Regions from separate parts of the Homo sapiens genome. Here region 2 is linked to region 1. Evidence: chromatin loops called from intact Hi-C (ENCODE). Cell type or tissue: HCT116. All regions are shown on one strand. Each heading gives the region's core, and the rest is flanking DNA. Links, peaks and the distances in the headings are about the cores only. Region 1 overlaps LOC100130256 (a long non-coding RNA gene). Region 2 overlaps ERICH2-DT (ERICH2 divergent transcript).

Region 1 (6,281 bases), core at 702-5,701:
CAGCAGCTGAAATATCACGGTGACCAAGACAAACAAGATCCCTGCTCTCTTGGAGCTTACACGGCCTCACGTCTTCACTGGATAAGGAATGAGAGAAAAGAGAAAGGCCATAAACATAAAGCCCTTCACAGCAGAATGTTTAGGATCGATCTATGCAACTTCAAAACTATCTAAATGACACAGATGAGTTTGACAACTAAATGTGGGGGAAGGGGACTTGCCCTCACTTCAGGAGGAGCAATGGAAGAGATTGCAAGTTCATCTTAGCAACGCTTAGCAAAGCACCTGGCTTTTTTATTGTAACATTTTTGTTTTCCAGTCACTGGTTTCAAACAGACGTCACAAGCCTCTCACTAGAAAGTATGATCATCTAGAAATTATATAAATCTAGAAATTGTATGCATTTCCTTACATATTACAAAGTGCTTTACTAAATTTTGGGAATAGTTTCAAGGGGGAAAAATAAAGAAATGGAGCCTTACTTTATAGAAAGAGAAGCATTAGCCAGGCATGGTGGTGTGTTCCTGTAATACCAGCCACTGGAGAGGCTGAAACAGAAGGATCGCTTGAACCTGGGAGGTGGAGGTTGCAGCGAGCCGAGATCGTGCCACTGCACTCCAGCCTGGGCAACAGAGTGAGACTTCACCTAAAAAAAAAAAAAAAAAAAAGAAAGAAAGAAAGAAATAGAAGCATTAACACTGAGTAAAAGCCAGATTGATCTTGTGGCTAGAAGGCAGATACTTGCAACTATTTCTAGTCCCTACCTCCAAAACTTCAACACCTTTATGTCTATATGAACCAATGCGGGTACCAAAGTCATTTAAAGACTGACAGCATAGTGGCCGGGCGCGGTGGCTCACACCTGTAATCCCAGCACTTTGGGAGGCCAAGGCAGGCAGATCACGAGGTCAGGAGATCAAGACCATCCTGGCTAACAAGGTGAAACTCTGTCTCTACTAAAAATACAAAAAATTAGCCAGGCGTGGTGGCGGGCACCTGTAGTCCCAGCTACTCAGGAGGCTGAAGCAGGAGAGTGGCGTGAACCTGGGAAGCGGAGCTTGCAGTGAGCCGAGATCGTGCCACTACACTCCAGCCTGGGCGACAGAGCAAGACTCTGTCTCAAAAAATAAAAAAAAAAAAAAAAAAAAGACTGACAGCATGGCCAGGTATGGTGGCTTATGTCTATAATCCCAACACTTTGGGAGGTCAAGGTGGGCGGATCACTTGAGGTCAGGAGTTCAAGACCAGCCTGGGCAAAATGGTAAAACCCCATCTCTACTAAAAATACAAAAATTAGCCGGCATAATGGTGCACACCTGTAATCCCAGCTACTTGGGAGGCTGAGGCAGGAGAATCGCTTGAACCCGGCAGGTGGAGGTTGCAGTGAGCTGAGATCCCGCCACTGCACTCCAGCCTGGGGGACAGAGTGAAACTCCATCTAAAAAATATATATATAAAAAATAAAATAAATAAATAAATACTGACAGCAATTCTACCAGATTTTCCAGAATGTGGAAATGGAGTTTGCCCTGAACACATGAGAAAAATGAGGAAATTCATGTGAACTCAACTAAACCTGTGCTGGAAAATTTATCTGTTTCCCTGTAGGGTATTAACCTTTTATTTTTCTTTCAATATCATCAATCAACAGGTCATCTGGGCTTAGTGAACATGGGATTCAGGACTAGTTGCCAGCTTTAATGTTTTCAGGTCAACAAAGTTAGGATCCCTGTCTGTCTGCAAGGCAAGTGCTCTAGAAGTTGCTGCCTTGGCCAAGGTCTTAGATACCTATGTATAGGACACTGTCTGCTGTGGCTGGCCATGTCACCTTCACAGTGCCAGGCAGGTCACCAGCAGTGGTCACGGCCCAAGCAGCAACTAGTAGAGTAGCCCACAGAAAGGCAGCAACCCCTGGCCGGGCACCGTGGCTCACGTCTGTAATCCCAGCACTTTGGGAGGCAGAGGCAGGCGGATCACCTGAGGTCAGGAGTTCAAGACCAGCCTGGCCAACATGGAGAAACCCCGTCTCTACTAAAAATACAAAATTAGCTCGGTGTGGTGGCAAATGCCCGTAATCCCAACTATTCGGGAGGCTGAGGCAGGAGAATAGCTTGAACCCTGGAGGAGAAGGCAAAGGTTGCGGTGAGTCGAGACCGCGCCATTGCACTCCAGGCTGGGCAACAAGATCAAAACTCTGTCTCAAAAAAAATAAAAAAAAAAAAGAGAGAAAAAGAAAAGAAAAGCAGCAATCCCTAAGAATAATCTCAATGACACCTAAGTAGCAATCTGATAACAGACTAAGTTCACATATTTGCCCTGTCCCTAATGTCTCGCATAAATAAATGCTATATTTGACATCAATTTTTTTTTTTTTTTTTTTTTTTTTACTAAAAAGTCTCTTCTGGGATGGTAAACTGTAACATTCCTAGCAAAGACAAAAGCAATATTTTACTCTAATGGAAAGCAGGAATGACGAAATAATAAAGCCCATTAAAAGATGGTAAATAAATTTTGGCCTATAAATTTCCTTAGGATTGTTGAAAAATATCATTAATTTCAGAACTCTCTAAATATCCAGGAAACTGCAATTTAGACAACAGTGCAAGAACCCTTTATATTTATATTAGGCATTTTGTAATAGGTTAAATTCTTTGCTTAAATTATATAATCAGTAACAGTTGAATTCTTAACATTTAAAGGAACGGTTTAAGAAATTAGTAGTACATGTGAAAATTAAAGTGTTTCCAGTTTCATTGCTATAATTATAAAAATTCAAAAGGGATTGAGTACTTGACAAAATAACTCTTAATTTTACTAACATTGTTCAAAACACATTTATTGAATATTTGCTATGTGCCAGGTACCATTTATCTGGTACAAAGAGCCCCAGAAAAACACTAAAAGTGACAGGGAAGGAAAAAAAGAAAAAAGGAGGGGGGAAAATCAAGAAAGAAAGAGGATATTTACTGCTCAATGTTAAAACACACTATAAAATTACAAAAATAAGAGCATTTTGCTGGCACCAGAATAGACAGAGAAATAGAACAGCAAAGATATGAAATAAACACAAGTATATCTTCATATTTCTTATGATGCAAGTGAAATTTCAAATCAGTCCAGAATAATTCAATACATGGCATTGAAAAAAATTAAACTTTCAAAAAAAATACAGTTCAGTCCTTGTCAAAAACTGTGAGGGCCTCGGGCTTTTTACCTACTTGCAAACTACCAAGTTAGCCTGCTGTAGTTTCACGGATATTGGCAGAAGGTACAAGACTTTTGGGTCAGAGACAAAATGGCAGTAGCAGCAGCCTGGAGGTCAACGTTTACACCGGCTCCCTGAGCCCCCATTTCCCACAGGGTGATGTGAAGAGGGCCAGATGCTGCCTGCAGGCAGTGGGGTGGATTACAGGAGAGGAATCCCAAGCTGAAGGAGCTATGCTCTTTTGTAATGGGCAGTATGCCTGCTTGATCTTTGCCACTGATCTTTATTACATGCATAAGCCACCAACCTGCTCTCTGCTCCTAAGAGGAAACCATCTCTGTTTTCCAAGGCTGTTCACTATACACACTCTGAAAAGATAGTTGAGGTCGAAGCAGTGCCTTCGCTCAGAAAACATGCAGCAACACCAGAGACATGGAGAATTGTGCCCCGCAATGGCCATTAACTAGTGCTTTATTTTAAAAGAATTCTAGATAGATTAAAGAAAGAGTTGAATATAAGAAGAACAGGGTGCATGGGCCTGTAATCCCAGCTATTTAGGAGGCTGAGACAGGAGGATTGCTAGAGTCCAGGAATTCAAGACTAGCCTGGGCAACATAGTGAAACCCTGAGAAAGAAAAGAAAAAGAAAGAAAAGAGAGAGGAGAGGAGAGGAGAGGGGAGGGGAGGGGAGGGGAGGAAAGAGGGAGGGGAGGAAAGAAGGAGGGGAAGAAAGGAGGGGAGGGGAGGGAAGGAGAGAGGAGGGAAGGCGAGGTGAGGCGAGGCGGGGCGGGGCGGGGCGGGGCGGGGCGAGGCAATAGAAAAACTAGGAGAAAATGTATATGAACGTATCCATGCTTCTCAGGCAGGGAGACCTTTCTAAGCATAACATCAAAGACAACTTAAAGGGAAAAATCATAATGTATTTTACTACATAAAAATTTAAAACCTGCTCATGTCAAAGACACCATAAAATAAATTGCACTGAGGGAATGGAGTTATTGTTTAATGTGTACTGAGTTTCAGTTTGGAAAGATGAAAAAGTTTTGGAAATGGGTATCAGTGATGATTTCCCAACAATGTTAATATATTTAATGTCACTGAATTGTACACTTAAAAATGTTTAAAATGATAAATGCTATATATATTTTACAATAAAAATGTTGTAAAATATTAAATTGCACCAATAAGCTGGAAAGAAAATTTGTTCATAGGATAAAGACTAATAGCCCTACTATTTTTTTATTCAACAAATATGTATTGACTGCTATGATGCATTAGGAACATGATGGAAATCAAGACATCATGGTCTTGCCTTCAAGGACAATAATGAGCTTCTACAAGCTATTAAGAACAAGAAAAACATCCCAATAAAAAAATAAAGAAGAGCGGCATACACAGGTAGTTCACAAAATAATACAAATGGATACATATGAAAAAGTGTTCAGGCCAGGCACGGTGGCTCACACCTGTAATCCCAGCTGAGTGAGGGGGGCTGAGTGAGGCAGGAGAATCGCTCCAGCCCGGGAGATGGTGGTTGCAGTGAGCCGAGATGGCACCACTGCACTCCCGCCTGGGCAACAGGAGTAAAACCCTGTCTCAAAAAAAAAAGAAGAGCCAGGCACGGTGGCTCACGCCTGTAATCCCAGCACTTCGGGAGGCCGAGGCGAGTGAATCACGAGGTCAGGAGTTTGAGACCAGCCTGGCCAATATGGTGAAACCCTGTCTCCACTAAAAATACAAAAATTAGCCAGGTGTGGTGGCGGGCGCCTGTAGTCCCAGCTCCTTGGGAGGCTGAGGCAGAAGAATCGCTTGAACCTGGGAGGCAGAGGTTGCAGTGAGCCGAGATTGCACCACTACCTCCAGCCTGGGCAACAGAGCAGACTCCATCTCAAAAAAAAAAAAAAAAAAAGAAAAAGTGTTCAACCTCACTAGTAGTAAAATAGAAATTACAAACAAAATACCATTTTACTTTCAGAATAGCAGTTTTTTCCTTAAAGTGCTCAGTGTTGGTGAGGATACCGGGAAATGGGTACTACCCAAGTCCGCTGAAGTTCATGAATCAGCATGAAGTTCCTGGCCTGCACCCAGAGTGAATACATCAGAAACCTGAAAACCATGCTTACTTCTTGCCCAGTTATTCCCTAATAGGAAGGCATCCTAGGAGAATGGTCTGAGATACATACAAAATGTTCTTTGCAGCACTGTATATAATACCAAAAAAACAAACAAACAAACAAGCAAACACTGGAAACAATTTAAATATTCAAAGTAGGGCATTAATTAGGTAATTATGTTGCCACCATTCAATGGTATAATAGTCTTTTTCTTTTTTCTTTTCTTTTCTTTTTTTTTTTTTGAGCTGGAGTCTCGCTCTGTCACCCAGGCTGGAGTGCCCTGGCTCGATCTCGGCTCACTGCAAGCTCCGCCTCCCGGGTTCACGCCATTCTCCTGCCTCAGCCTCCCGAGAAGCTGGGACTACAGGTGCCTCCATCATGCCCGGCTAATTTTTGTGTGTGTGTGTGTTTTTAGTACAGATGGGGTTTCATTGTGTTAGCCAGGATGGTCTCGATTTCCTGACCTCATGATCCGCCCGCCTCAGCCTCTCAAAGTGCTGGGATTACAGGCGTGAGCCACCGCGCCCAGCCGGAATAATGTCCTTAAATTGGCTCAAAAAGGTAGAAAAAGAAGCCTGGCTATTAAAAAAAATACAAAACGACACTATTTTTATTTTTCAATTAAGCCTAAGTAGCCATGAAAATATTAAAGAGTTATACTAGAAAGTTGGCAATGTTTGTCTTTGTGCATTGACCATTTAATAGTTGTTGTGGCCGGTACGGTGGCTGATGCCTGTAATCCCAGCTCTTTGGGAGGCCAAGGCAGGCGGATCACAAGGTCGAGAGATCGACGAGACCATCCTGGCCAACATTGTAAAACCCCGTCTCTACCAAAAATAGAAAAATTAGCTGGGCATGGTGGCACACACCAGCAGTCCCAGCTACTCAGGAGGCTGAGGCAGGAGAATCGCTTGAACCCGGGAGGCAGAAGTTGCAGTGAGCCGAGATCATGCGACTGCACTC
Region 2 (6,281 bases), core at 742-5,741, 54 kb after region 1:
TATTGATTGATGTCTGCCTGTAACTTCTGTCCCCCTAAAATATATAAAATCAAGCTGTAACCCAGCCACATTGGGCACATGTTCTCAGGACCTCTTGAGACAGCGTCTCGGGCCTTGGTCACTCATATTTGGCTCAGAATAAACCTCTTTTACTATTTTACAGAGTTTGACTCTTTTCATCAACACCATCATCTTTGGAAAAGCGCAATCTGTCACAGCCCACATGCCAGCAATAGCCGCTCACATCCCTCCCACGTAGAAAAGATGCAGCCACCGATGTGACTCTAAATACTGTTATAAGACCTCAGAAAGATTTCAGATGGTACCTCATGAACACTTTCAGACAGAAGTAGGCCTTTCAAGGATCTTAAAACACCACTTGTGTCTTTGGCCCTCAGGTCTTCCAGATTTCGAGAAACCATACTAAAGGGGCTGTACCCGAGAAACCTCATCAGCGCTGGCACCTGATTTGATGGCAAAATCTTGGACTTTGAACTGATGCAGTAATAGGATAAGACTCTGTAGACCTTCAGGAAAGGGAGAGTACATTTTCTATGTGGGAGGGATGTGAGCTGCTATTGAGACTGAATTTAGTATCAGAATGTGCCCCCAATTCAGCCATTGCACTGAGGACCTTCAGAATGCTTTGCTAACTAGAAAGACTGATTTGAGCCCTCCATACTTCCTCTAAAGTGTGCTGGAAAACTGACAGTTCCTCTTTCTCCAGCCATATTTCATCATAAGTAGAAACAAATTGACACTTTAAATTGTCTGCCAGGAAATATCCTTGGCCAAACCCACTGGTTCATTAGGTATATTTTCTATTTTCAGTGTTACTGTAGGTGGCAATGTTGCTAAACCTTTTGCTACATTTAACGAGGTCACTTTTCTTCCACCCTCCAGTCATAACTTCCTCCCCATCTTTCCAGCCTTCACTGGTAGTCTTCTCAAGGTCAGTCCAGCTTTCACCAACAAACTTCTCAAGGCCATTTAAGCCTGAAAGACTGAATATACATACAGACAATGGCCAGAAAATATGAAAAAATAGAACTCTGACCCACAATCTGCAGCAACCAACCTAGAAAACCAGCCCATGATTTAGAGAAACCAGCCGAAGAAGCAAGCCTACTAGAAATCAGTCTGCTATCTCTAGCAACAATCCAGGAAACCAAACAATAGCCTCTGTAACAACTGGCCCCAAATGACCAAGACTTGATTAATAACTGACAGCTTCCCTAATTTTTTTATTTTTGTCCCCACTTCCAACTTACAGCCAACCAGGGAAAGCCAAATGTGCAGTCTAACCAGTCAAAGAGGATGCCCCACTTCTAGTTAGCCTAACTAAAGCTTCCCAATGCCAGCAGCCTCCAATAGGGCATACCCAAAGCCTTCCCTTTTTTCCACTAAAAGCTTTCCCACTCCCGCCTGCTTTTGAGTGTCTTCCCAAATGCAAGTAATGGCAGCTGGCTCCCTTGCTACAGCAAGCTCTAAATAAATAGCCTTTGGTTATTCTCATTTGGTTGATCTTCCTTTATTTCCACAAGCTTCTTTCTGCTGACTAGTCAAAAGCTGATTGCTTTCGCTTATGTTTTGGGTTTTTGTTATGGGAGAATCCCACTTCCAGGTACCAAATTCTGTTCTGGTTATCTATTACTCCACAACAAACCACCCCCAAAACTTAGTGGTGTAGACAATAGTTATCTTACTGTGCTCACAGATTCTGTGGGTCAGGAATTCAGATACAGTACAACAAGGATGGTCTATTTTTGCCCCACAATATCTAGGGTGTCAGTTGGGAAAACTGGAATGACTAGGGGCAGGAATCACCTGGCGGCTGCCCCACTCACATGTCTGTTGCCTGGGCTAGGGTGGCTTGAAGACTGGGCTCAGCTGGAGCTGGCAACCAGAAAACCTGCCACGTGGCTTTCCCATGTGGCTTGGCTCTTCACAGCATGGTGGCTGGGCCCGGTGAGGGAGTGTCCTGAGAGGCACAGCCAGGCCGTGAATGTTCTAAGAGAAAGGTGGAAGCTGACTGACCTTTCTGATTAGCTTTGGAAGTCACATTTGTTGGTTCAAGTGAGTCACTTAGACTAATATATATTCAAAAGGAGGGAATTAGATTCTGTGTCTTTTTTTCTTTTTTAATTTATTTAGTTTTGAGACAGAGTTCTCCATCACCCAGGCTGGAGTGCAGTGGCACAATCTCAGCTCACTGCAACCTCCGCTTCCCGGGTTCAAGCGATGCTTGTGCCTCAGCCTCTTGAGTAGCTGGGCTTACAGGCATGTGCCACCATGCCCAGCTAATTTTTGTATTTTTGGTAGAGATGGGGTTTCACCATGTTGGCCAGGCTGGTCCCGAACTCCTGACCTCAAGTGATCTGCCTGCTTCAGCCTCCCAAAGTGCTGGAATTACAGGCATGAGCCACCGTGCCCGGCCAGATTCTGTCTCTTGATGTGGGAGTGACAAAGTCCCTCTGCAGAACACGTGGAATGGGAGAGACTGTTGCAGTCATTTTGGTAACTATGATTTGCCACTCCAGGCCACCCTCTTCCTGAAATCCATCTATTCATTTATTCATACATTACTTATATTTACCCTGCTTTCTTTCAAAAATAATTTCAGAGCTGAGTACAGTGATGCAAATGTGTAGTCCCAGCTATGCAGGAGGCTGAGGCAGGAGGATTGCTTGAGCCCAGGAGTTTGAGACCAGCCTGGGCAATATAGTGTAGAGATGGGATCTTGCCATGTTGACCAGGCTGGTCTGGAACTCCTGGGCTACAAAAATTTTTCAAGAAATTAGTTGTGCATGGTGATATGTGCCTGTAGTTCTAGCTACTTAGGAGGCTGAGGCAGAAGGATCATTGGAGCCCAGGAATTGGAGGTTACAGTGAGCTATGATTGAGCCACTGCACTCCAGCCTGGGTGACAGACTGAAAGACCCTGTCTCTAAAAAAAAGAAGAGGAATTTGAGGAAACTTCATTGTAGTTAGAAGACGTATTGGTGGGCATGGAAGCAAAACAAAGGAAGTTGGTTGCTCTCAGGTGATAATTTCATACAGGTATTCACTTATTCATTCCGTAGGTATTTTTTAAGCATTAACAATAGGCTCACGCTGTGGTCAGCACAGATGTGAGGGGAGCAAAATTAATACAAATCCTGTTCTCATGAAGCTTAAGTCCAGTTGGCAAGGCAAACACTGTAAAATAATCACACAAATATGTAACTATGAGTGCTGCGTAGCTCACAAATGTTATGCAGTCATGGTCCAGGAATGTGCTGCATAGGAGCTTGGTCTAGTCCAAGCAGTTAGAGAAGACTTCCCTAAAACAAAGCAATATTTAAGCTAATAAATAACTCAACAATGAGTAAAAAGTAATTAAACTAGGGTGTTGCAAAGTATGTTACAGAAACTAGTGGTACACAGATATATTATTGTCATTATTCTGTATTTTATGGTTTTGCATTATTTGTGGCCAGTGAAATTGGCTTTCCATTTACGTTGGCATATAAAATTTCCTTGTAAAATAAATGTATTTAAGTTTTAAAAGCTGTCAATGTAAAAAAGATCATAAGAAAAATAATAGAGTACGCATTACACAGAAAGGGCAAACATGAAGGTGTTAGGTGTAAACCTGAAGCTTGGTAAATACTGGACTAGGCGTGTTGGAGGATGGGTTGAGGAGAGGAGTCATGGGCATAAAGGGAGCTCCTGGTGCAAAAGCCTGAAGTGGAAGAAAGACTCAGGGGTCCAACAAGCAGAAAAGGAGCCAATATGGTTTGAGCAGAAAGAAAGAGGAAGTCACTCACTGTGAGCCAGGAGAGGCCAGCAGGACCTTGATATTCAGGGACTTTAGTTCAGAACTGAAACCCCCTAAAATCAAAATGAGCAGCTGCACTTTTTTTCCCTTAAATATTGTACTTGTGGAAGCTTACTACAAAATCACTGATACTTCACTGAGTATTTCAATAGTGATTTTTTTTTTTTTTTGAGACACAGTCCTGCTCTGTTGCCCAGGTTGGAGTGCAATAGTGCAATCACAGCTCATTGCAATCTCGACCTCCTAAGCACAAGCGATCCTCCCACCTCAGCCTCCCAAGTAGCAGGGACTGCAGGCACCTGCCACAATGCCCAGCTAATTAAAAAAAAAATTTTGTAGAGATGGGATCTTGCCATGTTGACCAGGCCCATTCTGGAACTCCTGGGCTCAAGTGATCCACGCACCCTGGCCTCCCAAAGTGCTAGGATTACAGGCAAGAGCCACTGCACCCAGCCTGAATAGTAAATTTTTAATAGAACAAACTTAGGCTATATAAATAACAACAATATTAACTTGCAGTGTCTAAGAGCTAATATTCCCACAGAAAAATAGTGTTGCTCAATCTGTTTCAATTATCCTAAAAGCAATGGGACACCATTGAAGAATTTGGGAAAGAGGAGTGATAAAACCTAGTTTTTGAGTTTTTAAAAAGTGATTTCTATCAATGTATCCATGCATTTAAAAAATTGTGCAGGAATGCTAATAATAATAAGATGCAACATTCTGCTCTCCAACCTCTTTCCCACCTCCAGAGACAACCACCTTACCTTTTTTCTGTTTGTATTCTCCTGGTGGTTTCCTCCTTCTCTCCAGAAAAAAATATGCTTCTATCTCCCTTTCTTGCTTTTTCACATTTGGACACTGCAGTGCATACATCACAGGTGCTTGCTTAGATATCTTAGGCTCAGCTATCTCCCAGCCACTCAGCCTGCCCTGCCCAGGGCATCCCAGTGGTGACTGACTGAGTGTGAGCATGTGGTTCCACCGCAGGAGCCATCAGGCCACATGCCTAGATCTGGCTTCCCCAGTGGCTACCAAAGGGGCCAGGTGACACAACTCGGATGTGTGAGGGCGTTAACTGCCCCAGCCAGCAAATTTTGACCAGCAGAAGAAAGAAGACAAAGTGAGCTTGCAGATGCATTTTCTCTCCCTCCTGCCTTTGAGCGACTGTCCTAGGCACAGTATTTCCATAAAGCCTGTCCAAAGAGGTCCTTTGTGACTGAGCAGCCAGCCACCTGCTGAGAAACCGGCTCTGTTTTTTCGTGGCTCTTCATGAAGCAATGGCCAGTGCAGTCATTCATCACCTTGTACTTGCTGCCATTCCTTCCCTGCCTCTCTTCCTTTTCCCCTGGCTCTCGCAGAGCTGGGTCTGTACCTCCCGACAAAAGCGTAAGCACTTAAGCTTTGCCTCGGGCTCTGTGTTCTAGGGAAATCAGACAAAAGCAGACATTGCCAATATTATTGATGAACTCAAAGTTATGATTCATATCATCACTTCCATCTCTCTCCCATGTTAATTCATTGTTTCTAGTTCTATCAGTTATGCTTACAACCATAAGTTACAACTTTCAATTTTGTGCTTATAAGTTTACTTCATTTTCTAACCATCAGAGCCAGTCTCTTGTTTCTGATACTTTGCAAGATGAAGACATTGGTGTCCTTTCCCTTCTTTTCACCTCTCCTTCCCTGATCACCTCCAAACCTCTGTCATCATACTGTACCATCCTTAAGGTTGAAAGCATTTACATACTGTTCTGTAATCATAATTATCTTCTGTTATTTTCCTAAGTGCTGATTCTAAATTTGAAAATCAATATGCAGTGTCAATCACTATGATGACTACCCATTGAACAGTGAATGTTTATTAAGAGTTTGCTATGTTTTGGGCACAGTTCTCTAGGCTCTAGGGATAGAACAGGGAATAAAAAGGACAGAAATCCTTGCCTTCACAGAGCTTTCATTTCAGTGGGGAGACAAACAAAAAACAGATATGTAAACTATAGAGCATGCTGGGTAATGGAAAGTACTAAGAGGGGAATAAGACAAGGAAGAAGAATAAGAGTCGATCAAAGGAGCTGAAATTTTAGGTAGGCTGGGCAGGGAAGGCTGCTCTGAGAAGGTAACTTAAGGAAGTGAGAGATCAAGACAAGCAGCCATCTGCTGGAACAGCATTCCAGGCAAAGGGAACAGCAAGTACAATGGCCCTAAGACAGGAGTGTGCTTACTGTATTCAAGCAACAGCAAGGAAGCTCATGTGGCTAGAGAAGATTGACCAAGGGGGATAGTAGAGGGGAATAAAGACAGAGAAGTCATGGGGAGCAGATCATGGAGGGCCTTAGAAGTCAAAGCAAGGACTTTGGCTTTTACTATAGCAGAGGCAGATAACCTTGAGAGGGTTTGAGCAGTGGATGGACAGGATCCAACGTACACGTGAACATGACCCACTCTGGATACTGTGATA

Evidence for each region. Peaks named below come from ENCODE experiments on the same cell type or tissue, not always from the same donor. Only the 100,000 strongest peaks of a DNase experiment are listed, where the experiment ranks them.
Region 2: a loop joins it to region 1, with 1.9 times the contacts of the local background. A loop is called at or near these places in 1 of 110 quality-filtered maps.

What each region holds. Positions count from the first base shown.
Region 1 is chr2:170,682,414-170,688,694 of GRCh38, forward strand. LOC100130256 (a long non-coding RNA gene) reads right to left here. Exons shown (of 10, transcript NR_187629.1): 2 at 483-646; 3 at 1-77. Among named protein-coding and RNA genes, the nearest start is that of LINC01124, 29 kb to the right of the region's middle. RefSeq lists an enhancer at 1-91. In HCT116, for the core only: no CTCF peak of the experiment used is centred there; no DNase peak of the experiment used is centred there.
Region 2 is chr2:170,736,045-170,742,325 of GRCh38, forward strand. All of the region lies in intron 1 of ERICH2-DT (ERICH2 divergent transcript), which reads right to left. Among named protein-coding and RNA genes, the nearest start is that of SP5, 24 kb to the left of the region's middle. In HCT116, for the core only: no CTCF peak of the experiment used is centred there; a DNase peak (open chromatin) is centred at 3,247; H3K4me3 peaks cover 853 bases; H3K27ac peaks cover 618 bases.